Linked DNA regions of Homo sapiens: region 2 is linked to region 1. The links are chromatin loops, found by intact Hi-C in ENCODE. Cell type or tissue: Caco-2. All regions are shown on one strand. Each heading gives the region's core, and the rest is flanking DNA. Links, peaks and the distances in the headings are about the cores only. Region 1 overlaps LOC112268413 (a long non-coding RNA gene). Region 2 overlaps LOC124907755 (a long non-coding RNA gene).

Evidence for each region. Peaks named below come from ENCODE experiments on the same cell type or tissue, not always from the same donor. Only the 100,000 strongest peaks of a DNase experiment are listed, where the experiment ranks them.
Region 2: it touches region 1 in a loop (2.3-fold over the local background); 3 of 110 quality-filtered maps call a loop at or near these places.

Annotation. Positions count from the first base shown.
Region 1 is chr2:42,942,433-42,950,756 of GRCh38, forward strand. The region is part of intron 1 of LOC112268413 (a long non-coding RNA gene); the gene reads left to right. Among named protein-coding and RNA genes, the nearest start is that of LINC01819, 93 kb to the right of the region's middle. RefSeq lists an enhancer at 3,119-3,918. In Caco-2, for the core only: a CTCF peak has its summit at 4,569 (motif pointing right); DNase peaks (open chromatin) are centred at 4,589 and 6,929.
Region 2 is chr2:43,165,809-43,174,132 of GRCh38, forward strand. It overlaps LOC124907755 (a long non-coding RNA gene), which reads right to left. Exons shown (of 2, transcript XR_007086298.1): 1 at 8,244-8,324; 2 at 5,671-5,980. Among named protein-coding and RNA genes, the nearest start is that of ZFP36L2, 57 kb to the right of the region's middle. RefSeq lists enhancers at 1,883-2,529, 3,822-4,467, 4,142-4,436, 4,643-5,328 and a silencer at 3,659-3,718. In Caco-2, for the core only: a CTCF peak has its summit at 4,320 (motif pointing right); a DNase peak (open chromatin) is centred at 4,329.

The DNA.
Region 1 (8,324 bases), core at 144-8,143:
CCAGTCCCCGGAACACTGCTTATGTCTTTGGTTTTGTTAAACTGTTTGTTCTGAGAGGACAAAGACCACATCTAATGACCAGGGATGTGGTTGCAGGAATTTTTACTTCAAAAGGCATGTTGGTCTCCATGGCCTCTCAAAGCTCCTACACCCTGAGCCTTAAAGCTTCTCAGCTCTTCCCCTCGTTCTCCCCATTGTGCCTGCTTCTGGATTGGGTAGAAGAGAGGTGCTTAGGAAGGATGTATTGAGCTGCTGTCTAACTCTTTCTGTAAGCAAGGGCACAGGCCCCTGAGACAATGGTGGAAAAGCTCTCCTGTTTTCAAAAGTCCCTCAACGTGCAGGCCCCTTGGAGGCAAAGCACCTTCAGGATTTTAGAATCAGAGTTTTTTCTGGGCCGCAGGACAACCTGCTCTGGCACTCGCTCTGGCCTGGCCATCTCTGGGCTCCTCTTGGTCAGTATCTGGGCAGCCTTTTAGAGGGCCTGGAAACCACAGCTAGCCCTTCCCAGAATGACTCGACATCCAACGTGGACTCAATTCCAGTCCCCCTTGGCTCCAGGAGGCCCGTCCCACAGGACAAGGCCAGGGCCACAGAGGTCCCAGATTTTCTCAGATTCACTGCTGACCAGGGGCAGCCATGCCAGAAATTCTGCAAAATGCCAAGCACAAGCACTCTCAAGCGGTGGCTTCATAGTTCCCACAACCTCATCTACCATACTCCATAATGTCTAGGTGGAGTGAGTTCATCTCAGACGGGAACACATTTTTCCTCCTGTGACTTCTCCCCTGACTCAAGTCTACAACCACCAGGAAACTGCTTGGGACAAGGCTGGGGCAAGGAGGCAGGGCCCGTGGAGTTGGGACCAGGGCAGAGCACCCTGCCCCGTGGAGCCTAGATCCTTGGCCCCAGCACCCCTAGAAAACATGGCTCCTCGGGCGCGGTGGCTCATGCCTGTGGTCCCATCACTTTGGGATGCCAAGGCGGGTGGATGACCTGAGGTCGGGAGTTCGAGACCAGCCTGACCAACGTGGAGAAACCCCGTCTCTACTAAAAATACAAAATTAGCTGGGCATTGTGGTGCATGCCTGTAATCCCAGCTACTCAGGAGGCTGAGGCAGGAGAATAGCTTGAACCTGGGAGGCGGAGGTTATGGTGAGCCGAGATCACGCCATTGCACTGCAGCCTGGGCAACAAGACTGAAACTCCATCTCGAAAAAATAAAAGTTAAAATAAATAAAAATAAAAATTTTTGAAAACCTGGCTCCTCAAGGAGCCACATTCTAGACAGAGCTGGAGAAGTTGATGGGGCTTGGGTTTAAGTTTGCATTGTGACCTAGGCACCCTAGGAGATGGCACCCATGTGCCCAGAGCTCAGACAGGACTTTTCTGTCTGCCTCCCTCACCCAACACTTTGCAGCATTGGGTAGACTGAATAGAGTTGTGACTGTAGACACAGGAGACTCAATAACCATTTCTTCACATCTGCTTGAGACCATCTGGCCTTTGCATCTTGCCAGGCATGAGTTATTCCTCTCTTAACCCATGGAATCCATTGCCTGGCACGGCTTCCACGCCCTTGCACCATCCACATCCTCCCGTCCACATCCCCCCGTTCTCCAAGGTGGGCTCCATCCTACCTTCACCTCCTTCATTCCCTACCCTGGAGCCCTCAGGGACCTCCTTTTATCCCTTAAGCTCTTAACTCTCAACGTCTGCACCACTCTCATGTGGTAGTAATCCCCATTCAACATGTAACATTGTTTATCATCTCAGGTGGCTATGAAGGGCTTTGTATGTGCCTCTTCTATCCCCAAGCACACTCTATTTTTTTATTTAGTTATCATTATTTTTCTGAGACACAGTTTCAATCTGTCACCCAGGCTGGAGTGCAATGGCAGGATCTTGGCTCACTGCAACCTCCGCCTACCAGGTTCAAGAGATTCTTGTGCCTCAGCCTCCTGAGTAGCTGGGATTACAGGCATCCACCCCCATGCCTGGTTAAATTTTGTAATATTAGTAGAGACTGGGTTTCACCATGTTGGCCACGCTGGTCTGGAACTCCTGACCTCAAGTGATCCAACGGCCTTGGCCTCCCAAAGTGCTGGGATTACAGGTGTGAGCCCCTGCGCCCAGCCCCTTTAAACCATAGTTTAAACCAGCATACTTTAAACCAGCTCTGTTCAGTAGACTTCTAATGTGAACTACTTATGTACTTTAGAATTTTTCAGCAGTCACATTTAAAAGTACCAAAAAGAGACAAAATGAGTTTTAATACATTTTATTTAACCCAATATATCATAAAAGGTTATCATTCCAATATGGGAGTAATATAAAAATTATTAGTTAGACATTTTACATTTTCTTGTACAAAGTCTTCGAAGTCTGGTGTGCAGTTTATAGAAAGCTCTTCATCTGATTTAGATTTAATAATGACCTCTCCTTCTCTTCCACCTGCCCAATACCAAGCCAGAAAAGATGTAGCCCCACAAGCAGGGCATTCTGGGAATTGTAGTTCCTAGCTTCTCTCAGAGCCACAGAGAAGACCTTGGAAAGGGATAGTGGTGATGAATTGACCACAGACAATCCGGCCCATTATTCCACTGGGCAAGTGCTCCTAGAAGTACATAGGAGCCAGTTGCCAGGTTGGAGGAACAGCAAGGCTGCACAGGGAGGGAGGGCAGTGGGCACGGCAGGGGACCCTGAGCGAGCTGACTCCCAGGGGCAGAGGGAAGAGGAGCCTCTGGTGGGGGTAGGAGAATAAGAGATGGAAGGGCACGGAAGGAGGAAAAAGGTGGGTCTCTGTGAGTCCCTACCGCATTCTGGACATACAGGTGCTCTAGTGTCATGAGGCGGCCAGGCCCGCATTTCAGTGACCCCCACATTGGGGCGGGGCGAGGCTCACAGGTGTCACTCCCCCTGACTCTGGGTGCTAAGAGGAGCTGGGGCAAGGTGGTTGCCCCCAAGGCCTCAGATACTCTACTTCAGTGCTTCAGTGTGGGTGGACTCAGAAGCCGTAGGGACCCCACCCCTCCAGAAGGCTTCCCAAGCAACTCTCCTGTCAGCCTGGACTCCTGACTTCGATGCTTGTTCGCACATGCATGGCCACAGCTCGTTTGCTGTGCTGCACGGGGCATGCCCCCACTCACAAGGAGCCCTTCGGGGTCAGAGCCCAAACTATCTTCTAAATCCCACAGCATCTTGGAAGGTGCCCTACACATCTGTGCTGAAGGGAGCTGGGGTGGAGGCCAGGAAGAAAGGTTTGCAGGCATCGGCAGAGCCACTGAAGCTGCTCCTGTCACCAACAACCAAAGCTCTGAAAGAAAGGGGAGAAGTCCCTCCGGGGCCCCTTCCTTCATGCCCTGAGCAGCCAACCTGGCTCATACAGACCTCAGAGACCCAAGAGACATCAGAGATTAGCCAGAGCCAGTCCTTAGGCTTTCGAAAGGAGCAGCACAAACACACATAGGTGTGGGGGCATGAGGGGGGAGGAGGTGGTGGTGCTCCTGGCTGCAAGACACTAAGAGCACGGGGCCACACTGCTGGTGCTCAGCCCCAGCAGGGGCAAGGCTCAAGAGGGAAGCTGGAGTGTCCTCTTGGAGAGACCCCCACTGAATTAGATCACCTGCCTATTAATGAGGAGACCCCCTGACTGAGGACGCCAGCCTCTGACCAGTGGCTGAAACCCGTCTTCTAGGCATTAATCCAGAAGTTAGATGTACCATGAACCTTCTGGTCTTTCTTAAGAATCGTGGGATTTTTGGCCAGGCGCGGTGGCTCACGCCTGTAATGCCAACATTTTGGGAGGCCGAGGCTGGTGGATCACGCGGTCAGGAGATCGAGACCATCCTGGCTAACACGGTGAAACCCCCTTCTCTACTAAAAAACACAAAAAATTAGCTGGGCTTTGGTGGCTGGTGCCTGTAGTCCCAGCTACTTGGGATGCTGAGGCAGGAGAATGGCGTGAACCCAGGAGGCGGAGCTTGCAGTGAGCCGAGATCGCGCCACTGCACTCCAGCCTGGGCGACAAGAGTGAGACTGTCTCAAAAAAAAAAAAAAAAAAAAAAAAAAAAAGAATTGTGGGATTTTAGGGCTAGGCTGAGTTATGGTCTGAAGCTCACCTAGTCCAAGGCTGTCACCTCGCAGATAAGGAGACCAAAGCAAACGTGGAGTGAAGCTGGAGGTGGGCCTGGTCTCCTCCACAGAGGCCTTTCCTTCTTCCCCACCCTCCCCTTGGTCCTCCCTACTAGCCCCCACCATACGTTCTCTCTTTCATCCTCTCTCAGGGCTGGAATCTTTTCCCTGATAGCCCATCTTCTAAGACACAGCGGTCCCCAGATGTTACTTGAGCAGAAACAGAGCAAGCGCGGAGTGCCTGATGCCTCTGAGAACCTAATGAATGGCTCAGATGTCACGTGGCGATCTGGAGGGGAACACACATAGGACAGAAAACCAGACCCCACGGGACTGTTGAGCCCTCCAGAGTCAGACCGTGGTGTCTGAAGCAATGAAATAGGGTTAATTTGGCAAGGCTTGTCCCTGGGCACAGTTTCCCTCCCCGGCTCCAGTTTGTGCTTGCAATTCAAGTTTCTGGCACCAGATGGCAGCGTTGCTCTGTTATGAATGACTTGATGGAACAGTTTTAAAAGTCATTCATTCATTCATTCCACAAGTATTTACTGAGTGCTTTCAATGTGCCAAGCCCTTTTCTAAGTTCTTGGGATAGAGCAGTGAACTAAACACAAAAATCTGTGCCTCCTGGGAGCTTCATTCTCATGCAGGAAGACAATGAATAGATGAGAAAAACATTTGGCGCGTCAGATGATAGGTGCTATGGAGAAAAAAAATAAAGCAGATAGGGATGAAAGGAGGGCTGGAATAGGGGCATTGTGAAGTTAAAGGGGAGGTCAGAGATAATAAGATCAGGGAAACAGAGCTGCGCAGAGCAATGGAGGCTCTAGGCAGTGGGCGAAGCAGAGAATGTTTACATGGGAAGGGGCTTTAGAGGTGGCTTTGTTACATTTGACAGTTGGGGACACTGAGGCCCAGAGAGCTCAGTCTCAGCTGAAAAATCTGCCTCAATTGAAATGACCTGCCCAAGTGAAAAATCTGGAGGCAGGCAGCCTAGAGTTTCAGGTCCACCACATCCTACCCCGCTGCCCCTGCCACCTCCTAAACCCACCTCAGTCCTCCCGCAATGCAGCAGGACTAGGAACTCACCAAACTCTGTTTGCTTTTCTTTCTGGACACATTTTCTAGCCTGCCTTGCTATTACCATGTGCAGCTACCAAGTTCTGGCCAATGGCTATTGGGCAGGAGTAAGGTACATCTATTCCAGGCCTGGCCTCCAACAGTTCCTGTATCATCTTCCACGTACCACCTCCACTCCTTCCCCATCAGTGCAACTACAAGCACAAGACTCCAGAACTCTAGGGAATGAGGATGTTGCTAAAATAAGGGGGCCCTCTATGACTGCATGGAGATGAATACCCCATCACCATGCTTTGGACTGTGGTGTGACTGAGTTTGGTATGTTGAGCTATTGGGAGGTGGGGGTTGTTTGTTACAGCAGCTTTCTTACCCTAACTAATACACCCACCATCACTGAACCCAACTGAATGCATAGCCCGCCCAGCCTCAGCTCCCAACACTATATGGAGGACATCTGATGCTTCTGCCAACCCTTTCTCTCTTTGCCTGCTCTGAAGCCCATGTAGTCCAATGCCATTACCTCACAGATAAGGAAACCAAAGCAAATATAGCTGGTCATAGCTCCCTTTATATTCCAGGAGCCAAACCAGTTCTTGGTGAAGTTCTTTCTTATGATGCCTCTCCACCATCACCCAGAGCTGGGCACATGACCCAGGTGGTCATTCTGAGCACACAGTCCTCCCGGCCAAGTGACTGGTTCAGGGATAGACACATCATGCAATCAGAGTCTTGCTTAAGATTCAAGCTATAGATGCTGGAAAGAGGATCTGTCTTCCTCTGAGATGCTGAGTGATGACCAAGAGAGTTGGAAGCTGCTGGAGCCATTGCCCAAGGATATGAGGAAGAAGCTGTTGGGGGAATGAAACTAACATGTAAAGGTGGCCATAGAGCTGGAGAGAAAATCATACTCCACCATATTGTTGTTCCAATCTTGCCTGAAGTCAGGTCTTCCTTCAATTTCCCCAGTTACAAGGGCCAGTTAATTATCTTTTTTTTTGTGAGACGGAGTCTCACTCTGTCACCCAGGCTGGAGTGCAGTGGTGTGACCTCGGCTCACTGCAACCTCTGCCTCCCGGGTTCACGCCATTCTCCTGCCTCAGCCTCCCAAGTAGCTGGGACTGCAGGTGCCCACCACCACACCCGGCTAATTTTTGTATTTTTAGTAGAGATGGGGTTTCACCGTGTTAGCCAGCATGGTCTCGATCTCCTGACCTCGTGATCCGCCCGCCTCGGCCTCACAAAGTGCTGGGATTACAGACGTGAGCCACCACACCCGGCCAATTATCTTTTTAAAAATTTTGATTCAGTTTGAATTTCTGTCACTTAGAGCACAAAGAGTTCTGATTAATAATTATTGGACTAATATTTACTGAGCCCTACTGTGAGCCAAAAAACTGGGATAAAATAGTGAGCAAATTAGACACCAGCCCCTAGGATCCCCTGTCCACCATATACAGATATATGTGACAGGTAGGTTTGATGCCAATGAGAAGTTGTTGAGAAGTCGGGTCTCATTTTTCCACTTTCTAGGTTGCTGGCTTATCAAGATAAAGGAAGAAATATTTGCTTTTTCCTTTACCCTTCTGGAGCACCTGGCCTTTGAGTTCTTGAGGTTTGAGATTTCCTTATCACGAGGAGGAAAGTAACAGTCTCTGGTCTGTGTTTCCGGCTGAATGGAGAAGTTGCCAGGCCAGGTGGGCTGCCCCTGTGATTTGAAAGGCCTACGCCCCTTAGGAGGTGGTAAACAAAGTGTCAGTCAGATTTGGCCAGGGGAGGGCCATGGCCTTCAGGGCTTGTGAGGCTCTTTGGACTGAAGGCGAGAGGTGTTAGGGGTTTTGCAGGGGCCCCAGAGATCCGCCCCCATCAAGTGCTGCAGTGGCAGGGCCCTGGATGTTGGTGGGGGCTGCCCTGTGCCTTGGAGAACTGCGCCCAGATGCCCAGTCTCAGGAACCTTGAGCAATGCCCCCCAGGTCAAGCCTGCCTCAAAGTTGCCCTAATCCCTCTACTGTCTCGTGGGCAGCACTGGGGACAACCATGGTTGACAGTTAAGTCCCTACTATGTTAAAAACACATGTTTTCATGGGTGGGGCAAACTCTGGGGTCTTTCTGCATCACCTTCTGCATCAACTTTCTATAACTTTGACAAAGGAGGGTTTTAGCCAGATGCAACTTAATGTGGAACATTTAAGAAATGTAACATTTCTTGAATCCTAAATTTTGTGGCATGATATCATTTGTAATATATTTAATTACAAATTGTTGCAAACTATGAGGGGAAGTGACTGGGCTCCATGAATCCATATAACAGGAGGATCTGATCAATTCAGGGGCATAAATATATTTTGCTCAGAGGGACTAGCTCTAGAAAACCTCCTAGGATGCATTTAGGCTTCAGTGAAATGGAGTTTAGTTCCTGAAATTTGTTTTTTACCAAGACAAATGGTAACAATCGCTTAGTTACGTGCAATTGCTTTAGGCTCTCTTGAGCCTCGTTGTTCAACATCCCAGAGGAAGACAGACCCCCTCCAGCATCCACAGACAAAATTTAAAGCAAGACTCTGGTTGGTATCATCAGGTCACATGTCCCTCTCTGAACCAACCAAGCCAAGAGGATTGTGTACTTGGAATGGCCAGCCTAGATCACTTTATTCAATCCCCACAACCACCTCCTGGGGTAAATATCATTAGCCCTCATTTTACAGATGAACAACTGATGTGGAAATAGGTTCATTTACTCCTCCAAAGTTGTGATGGACAACCTCACCAAAGTTATCTCTTCACAACCTGAGACTGGGTTGTGGGAGTGGGGATGGAAAAGATTCTGAGAAAGACTTTTCATCTCTGATCAAATAAGAAAAGCACATAAAGAGAGCTCTTGCCACATTGACCATCACCCTACATCCTGACTTTGGAAGGAGATTTAAGAAGATGTGATATCTGGAACTGTGGCAGCCATCTTGAGACCATATGGGGATGAGGGAGAGAATTTAGAGGCATTGGCATCTTGGAGTTGCAAAGCCAACTTGAGAATTGCCTGCCTCTAGACTTTTTTTTTTTTTTTTGAGACTGAGTCTTGCTCTGTAGCCCAGGTTGGAATGCAGTGGCGCGATCTCTGC
Region 2 (8,324 bases), core at 24-8,023, 220 kb after region 1:
GGGGCGGTGGAGAAAACCAAGGACAGCTGGCTTGGGGTTGGAATGCGATTTTTTATCAAATAATCACATGCTATGTGCAGGCTGGGATCACACGCTTGAGGTTGCACCACGAAGAGAGTCTGCCCCATGTGTTTCCCAGCACCCATTACCTGTTTTTCCCATCATTGCTTAAAAAGGAGATTCTGTGGGCTCTGAAGGCAAGTCAGCTATGGTACGTGTGTGTGCAAGGGACGGTCAGCCAGAGAGGTGCAAACCCACAAGGAGAGCCTCTTGGGAACACAGCCCCTGCTGGTCCCTGGAGAGGGAAGGACAGGTTTCTGTCTAGCTTCTGAGTCCAGGTTTAAGAAAAGCCTTGCAGGCTGGGTGTGGTGGCTCACGCCTGTAATCCCAACACTTTGGGAGGCCGAGGTGGGCGAATCACGAGGTCAGGAGTTCGAGACCAGCCTGGCCAACATGGTGAAACCCCGTCTCTACTAAAAATACAAAAAAAAAAAAAAAAAAATTAGCTGGGTGTAGGGGCGGTGCCTGTAATCCCAGCTACTCGGGAGGCTGAGGCAAGAGAATCGCTTGAACCCATGAGGTGGAGGTTGCAATGAGCCGAGATCATGCCACTGCACTCCAGCCTGGCAACAGAGTGAGACTCTGTCTCAAAAAAAAAAAAAAAAAAAAAAAAAAAAAAAAAAGAAAGAAAGAAAGAAAAGGAAAGCCTTGCACACTTTGGGAGGCCGAGGCAGGTGAATCACCTGAGGTCAGGAGTTCGAGACCAGCCTGGCCAACAATGGCAAAACCCCGTCTCTACTAAAAAAAATACAAAAGTTAGCTGGGCGTGGTGGTGCACACTTGTAATCCCAGCTACTCGGGAGGCTGAGGCAGGAGAATTGCTTGAACCCAGGAGGTGGAGGTTGCAGTGAGCTGAGATCGTGCCACTGCACTCCAGCCTGGACAACAGAGCAAGACTCTGTCTCAAAAATAAATAAATAAATAAGGGGGCCGGGCGCAGTCGCTCACGCCTATAATCCCAGCACTTTGGGAGGCCAAGGCGAGCGAATCACGAGGTCAGGAGATTGAGACCACCCTGGCTAACACAGTGAAACCCCGTCTCTACTAAAAATACAACAAAATTAGCCAGGCGTGGTGGTGGGCACCTGTAGTCCCAGCTACTCAGGAGGCTGAGGCAGGAGAATGGCGTGAACCCGGGAGGTGGAGCTTGCAGTGAGCTGAGATTGCACCACTGCACTCCAGCCTGGGTGACAGAGCAAGACTCCGTCTCAAAAAAAGAAAGAAAGAAAGAGAGAGAAAGAAAGAAAGAAAGAAAGAAAGAAAGAAAGAAAGAAAGAAAGAAAGAAGGAAAGAAAGAAAAGCCTTGTGGTGGCTCACGCCTGTAATCTCAGCTCTTTGTAGGTGGATGGATCACCTGAGCCCAGGAATTTGAGAACAGCCTGGGTAACATGGTGAAACCCTGTCTCTATTTTTTTTTTTAACCACCACATCTGGCCTACCTGTCCCTATGATTATTATTATTATTTTGAGACAGAGTCTTGCTCTGTCACCCGGGCTGGAATGCAATGGCATGATCTCAGCTCACTGCAATCTCTGCCTCCCAGGTTCAAGTGATTCTCCTGCCTCAGCCTCCCAAGTAGCTGGGATTACAGGCATGTACCACCACACCCGGCTAGTTTTTGTATTTTTAGTAGTGATGGGGTTTTGCCACGTTGGCCAGGCTGGTCCAGAACTCCTGACCTCAGGTGATTCGCCCTCCTCGGCCTCCCTAAGTGCTGGGATTACAGGCATGAGCCACCACGCTCGGCCCCTATTATATTTTTAAAAATTATACTTTTAAATAAAAAAAAGAAAAGGCTTTCCACATCCAGAATTGTGTACTAAGCCTCGCTCCCTCTGAGAAACAGCATATACAGATGCCCACAGCTATGGGCCTTCTTCCTTCTTCTGCTCCAGGGGCAAGTAAAAGGAGGTGCAGTGAGGCAAAGGGGTGGAGGCTCAGGAGAGTGATAGGGGAAGAAATGAGCAGAGTTTCAGGAGATGAAACAGAGCAAAAGTTTGAGGTCTGAGACCAGTGAGATTCAGAGGCAGGGGCTGCTGGGGGCAGGGACTGTGGGGGCAGGGGCGGTAGGGAATGGAGGAAAGAGCATGGATCTGGGGCTCTGCTGCTCACCAGTTAGGTGACCTGGGCAATCCCCAGGCCTCTCTAAGCCTCAGTTTCCTGAGCTAGTGGAAGCCCCTAGGTCACAGGGCTATTGTAGGGATGGGTGTGCTCCTGAGGAAAACTAGCATGAGCTTGGCACCAGGCAGGTGAGGCCATGTGCTGCTCTCTGGGCCCCCAGCTTCTGTCCCCCAGACCCTGGTGTCAGACAGGACCTGGTGAGAAATCCTTGCGGCCCTAGCCTGCCTAAGCTGTGGAGGGGCTTGTCCAGGACCTGCCAGGCAGAGGCTGCAGAAGGGTTCACTTGGCCTTTTCAGTCCCTCTCAGTCCCTTACTGTCTGCCTCTCAAGAACATCCTGGCACTTGCTGCTCCACAGCCCTGCTGGGGTCCTGGGTGGGACTTTCTGGGGGCAGAGGAAGAAATTCCAGGGCCTGCCCTTGACGAGCTCATAGTCTAACTGGGAAGAGAGTAGTGGCTCACTATCCAGAAAACATGGAAAAGAGACTGTGGTTTGGAGAAAGCAGGAAGCGTTCAGAAGCGGGAGGCAGAACAGGGGAAGGCGCTGGAGCCTGAAGGATGGAGCGGACCAAGTGCAGAGGGGATGGAGGGCACTGCAGGCAGGAGGCACAGCGAGAAGAATGGCCTGGAGGGTTGGATGGGGAACACGGGGTCCTAGAGACGGAAGCAGGGTCCAGGCTGTGAGTGGTGGGGCCGCCTCAGCTGGGGAGTTATGGTAAGGATAAACAGAAGGGCTCTGGGGCCGCCCAGAGTGCATACCCCCCAGGGTGCAGACGGGGGAACAGCAATTGTCTCTGAGGGGGATCCTCACCTCCCTATCTCATCGGCCTAGGAGACAGGACCTCACTTGACTGGCCCACAGCCAGGCCCTGGCTGTGTTGACAAATGGGTCCTTCCCCCTGGCCTGGTGAGCTGAGATGTGGCATTGTTAAGCTGCAAGTGAGTCACAGAACTTTTCCTTCCCTTTCTTCCTCTCTGCCCTGCTTGTCCCACACCCTGCTCATTTTTTTTTTCTCTCTCTCTCTCTCTCTCTCACACACACACACACACACACACACTTGCCTTTCAGAACCTGTGAACTATAAATAAGTGCTTTATCACCATAAATGACTTGATCCAGGCTAGGGTCGTGAGGGGCTTGGCTCAGGTTCCTGGGCATGTGGATACCTGCAGAGTGGGTTCCTGAGCACGTGAGGGCACAAGCGTGCAGTCTCGGACAAGGTGGAGTCTCAATGTGTGAGCTTGCTGAGGCCAGGGCAGTGTCTGGGAAGGGAGTGGAGGCATCTTTGTGTCTGTGGGGTTGTGGTGGGAGGGAGGTTTCGGGGGCTGTGAGGCGAGCACAGGCGTGTGTGCTGTCTATGCCCCCAAGGGGACAGGGCGTGGGTGGAGAACGTATTTGTGCCCGAGGTGTGTCCGCAGGGATATCCGTGTGGTGAGTGTGGGAGGAGGGGCGCTGGGCATGGAGGAAGTGTTTCTGTCTGTCTGTGTGTGTGTTGTGGGGGTGGCGGGGATTGGCGGGGGTGGGTTGTGCCTGGCCAGCCAACCTTTACATCTGGTTCTGCAGGATGTGAAAAGGTTTGTGACTGAGGCCAGTGGCACACCCTCCAGTCGGATCAGAGGGTTGGAGATAAACCCAAGTGAGCAAGCATTGGTGGCTGTGGCCGTGTGGTGTCCCATTCCTGGGGGGCTCCAGGAGATAGGGAAGCTCATCTGACTTCCTGAGGGCCTGGCAGCCCCTCCTGCCCTCCTCAAGGTGGTCCATCTGCCACGCCAAGCCCAGCCAGAGAGAAGGGGCACCCGGAGCACAGTGCCTGTGACTCTGCAGGCAGGGCACCGGCGGGCACCCAGGGAGGACCTGCTCTGTTCCCACTCACGAGCCCCTCCCACCTGACGCCGCCCCAGCTAGACTGAGAACCCCAGGAGGCAGGGCTTGACTTTTCTTTCTTCTCCCAGCCTCAGTCTCCCCAGATGTCAAAGGAGGACAATGATCTCTACAGAGAGGGGCTAACTGCACCGGGGTGAGCTTGGCGTCGTGGCTGGCAGGGAACGGAGGCTCCCTTCCTTCACCTCCCAGCCTCCAAAGAAAAGGTTCAGTTGAGGCCTCCTTGGGGGTGGGTGCGGGTCCTTGGGCCATCTCTAGGGGGCGCTGACAGTCAGCCAGCACGTGCCTGCACCTGTCCCTAGTTAAATGAGCAAAAGACAGCTGAAAAAAAGAACCCAGGCAGGCCTTGGGGCAGGGCAGAGGGTCTTGAGGCTAAGTGTGAATGGGGGATGGAAGTTCAGTGGGGCGTGACTGGAGGGTTTGTCTGGGGCATGTGTGACTTCTGTCACCCACTGGCCTAAGAAAGAGCACCAAAGGCCCTTCTGTGAATAAACTCTCAGGCTAACGCAGGCTGGGCTTCATGGAAGGGATGGAAGGGAAGGTAGTCCTTGGATGTTTGGTTGAGGCCCCACTCCTCCTGGGATGGTGGAAGGAGGGCAATGAGGCATCAATGGGGTTTCCTTCTTTCCCTCTCCTTTGCGAGCCTCACCAAGGCAGGCCTGCCACCTGGAGCCCCTCAAGGAGATGAGAATCCACAGTCCCCGTGCCAGGAGGTGGCAGCAGGCAGAGTGATGGGCCCTGGAGGGAGGGCTCACTTGGGGCACTCTCGCCTTTTAAAGGCGGCTGCTTTCTCCTGGGATTACCCCCATGATTTGGGGTCCCTGGGGGCAATGCCATGGCCTCCATGCAACCAGGCCTCCTGAGTGGCTGCATTGCTGGCAGGGAGGTAGCTCTAAGGTCAATTCTGAACCTGCCTCCCTCCAGCACTGCCCATCCATAAAGGGCATCTGTGCCCAGGCAACACCCACCCACCTGGGGCTTGGGGAGCCGGGGCTGCTGCAAACACAGTGCCGCAGTGAAAGTGGGACAAACGCGCCTGTGTGCATCCTGGCCGAGGTGCCGGAGGAAGCGTGGTCGGGGCAGAAGTGTTAATGGGCCTCCTTCCTGCCGTGCCCTGCCCGTGCCAGCTCCTCGGTGCTCATCCCGGCTCCCTGAAATGCTCGCTTCCACTCAGGGCCAGCGCACTCCCTCCACGTCCCTGGCCGCAGATCTGTCCTGCTTTGACAAATAACCCGCTCAGCCTTCGGGTTTATGGTTTTTCCGTGCGCCTTCCTTCATGTGGTTGGGAACCAAGCTCTGGTCTCCAGAGCTGTGTGGGGCTGGGAATGGCGCCTGGACCTGCAGGGCTCCCCAAGCAACAGTGCAGGGGGACTGGAATCCTGCTCTCAGGGAGACAGGGCCCATCAGGGAACCACGTAGGAGGGCCAGCGCCGCATGCTAAAGGGGCATAGGCAAGGGAAGGGGTCTGCAGGGACAGTCTGCAGGAGCCAGGAGGGCTTCCTGAAGGAGGCTGAGCTTGAAGGATGGAGGGGCCAAAGGAGACCATTCCAAAAGCAGACAGCACCAGCCCACAGGATGGTGAGCAGCAACTGCAAGAAGAGAAGCTTGGGCACTCGTGGGTTTGTTTTTATTTTTGCTTTTAAATGTAATATTTGGGCCGGCTGTGGTGGCTCATGCCTGTAATCCCAGCACTTTGGGAGGCCGAGGCGGGTGGATCACCTGAGGTCAGAGTTTGAGACCACCCTGACCAACATGGAGAAACCCCGTCTCTACTAAAAAATATATATATATATTAGCCAGGCCCCAACTACTCGGGAGGCTGAGGCAGGAGAATCGCTTGAATCCAGGAGGCGGAGGTTGCAGTGAGCTGAGATCGCACCATCGTACTCCAGCCTGGGCAGCAAAAGTAAAACTCCATCTCAAAAAAAAAAAAAAAAAAAGTAATATTTGTTAAGCAACAACTGTGCCCTGTGCTAAGTAAGTCTCATGAGTTCATTATCTCATTAATTTTCACAAAAACTCGCAAGTACTGTCAACCTCATTTTATAGGTGACAATCCTGGGGCCCAGGAGATAAAGTAGCATGCCTTGGGGGAGAGCTGGTTAGTGGCAGAACAAGGATGGAAGCCCTGGCAGGCATCCAAGGCAGGATCCACATGTTAAAGAGAAACCACTACACTGCACATTCTGGTCAGTCACTGTTGGACTTTTGCATTTGAGCCAGGGCTACCCATCTGGTGTCCCTGAGTCCCTGGGTCTGCCCCAGGAGGGCCAAGGAGGAATCAACTAATTCCAGGGCTATCTGTCCCCTCAAAGACACAAATTTGCACATGCTGGGAGCCTCAAGCCCCTTAGGAATCAGCATCATCCACAAGCTGATGCCTCCCACATAAGGGAACACATTTTCTTTTTTTCTTTTTTTGAGTCAGAGTCTCACTCTGTTGCTCAGGCTGGAGTACAGTGGCTCAGTCTCGGCTCACTGCAACCTCTGCCTCCCAGGTTCAAGCAATTCTCCTGCCTCAGCCCCCCGAGTAGTTGGGATTACAAGTACCAGCCACCATGTCCGGCTAATTTTTTGTATTTTTAGTAGAGACGGGGTTTCACCATGTTGGCTAGGCTGGTCTCGAACTCCTAACTTCAGGTGATCCGCCTGCCTCAGCCTCCCAAAGTGCTGGAATTACAGATGTGAGCCACCACACCCAGCCAAGGGGACACATTTTCAAAAGTACTTAGGGCTGTTGAATAAAATATACACTCATCTAAAAGCATTGCATGCCGGGCACAGTGGCTCATGCTTGTAATACCAGCACTTTGGGAGGCCAAGGTGGGCAGATCACCCGAGGTCAGGAGTTCAAGACCAGCCTGACCAACACAGACAAACCCCATCTCTACTAAAAATACAAAAAGTTAGCTGGGCGTGGTGACGCATGTCTGTAATTCCAACTACTCAGGAGTCTGAGGCAGGAGAATTGCTTGAACCCCAGAAGCGGAGGTTGTGGTGAGCTGAGATCATGCCATTGCACTCCAGCCTGCGCAACAAGAGCGAAACCCCATCTCAAAAATAAATAAATAAATAAAATTTTAAAAAAATTAAAGCACAGATGAAGGTATCCTTGCAGATGGTCATTTGTCTTTTTTTTTTTTTTTTTTTTTTTTGAGACGGAGTCTTGCTCTGTCACCCAGGCTGGAGTGAAGTGGCACAATCCGGGCTCACTGTAAGCTCCACCTCCCGAGTTCACACCATTCTCCTGCCTCAGCCTCCTGCGTAGCTGGGACTACAGGCATGTGCCACCACGCCCAGTTAATTTTTTTTTTTTTTTTGTATTTTTAGTAGAGACGGGGTTTCACCATGTTAGCCAGGATGATCTCGATCACCTGACCTCATGATTCGCCTGCCTCGGCCTCCCGAAGTGCTGGGATTATGGGGGTGAGCCACCACGCCCAGCCCATTTGTCCTTTTTTTAATCAAAAGATTTTAAAAGTACAAGTACTGCCACAGAGTGCAGGTCTGCAAAGTGTTTCGACTCTACAAAAGAGTGTTTGTATTTTAAAAGTTCAGGAACCATTTTACGGACTAAGACACTGAGGCCCTAGGAGATAGGGCTTCTTGGCCAAGTTGCAGAGCCAGCTGGGGCCCAGGGAGTTTAATCCAAGTGGTGTGGGTCTCCCTTTCTCTCTGTTCAGGGAAGTGCCCCCTTCATCCCCTCAGAGAAGGGCCCCAGGACTGCAGGACAGGCCATGGGGGGTGCAACCTTGGGAGGCATGAAGCTTGAGGAACTGAAGGGCTAGGAGAAATTCAAGGGCTGGGCACAGTGGGTCACACCTATAATCCCAGCATTTTGGGAGATCAAGGCAGGTGGATCACCTGAAGTCAGGAGTTCAACACCAGCCTGGCCAACATGGTGAAACCCCGTCTCTACTAAAAGTACAAAAAAATTAGCTGGGCGTAGTGGCAGGTGCCCATAATCCCAGCTACTTGGGAGGCTGAGGCAGGAGAATGGCTTGATCCCAGGAGGCAGAGGTTGCAGTGAGCCGAGATTGCGCCATTGCATTCCAGTCTGGGCAACAAGAGGGAAACTCCATCTCAAAAAGAAAAGAAAAAGAAATTCAAAGGCAAGGTTAGACTGTCTCTTAACAGACTGGGGACAACCCCAAGAAATAAGAAGGCACCCCCAGCCTCACCTGTTATTTACTTCTCAGAGCCTTCTGTGAGTCCAGCATTTGCAGGTCCTGCCATGGAAGAAGCCGGCTCTGGGTGGACAA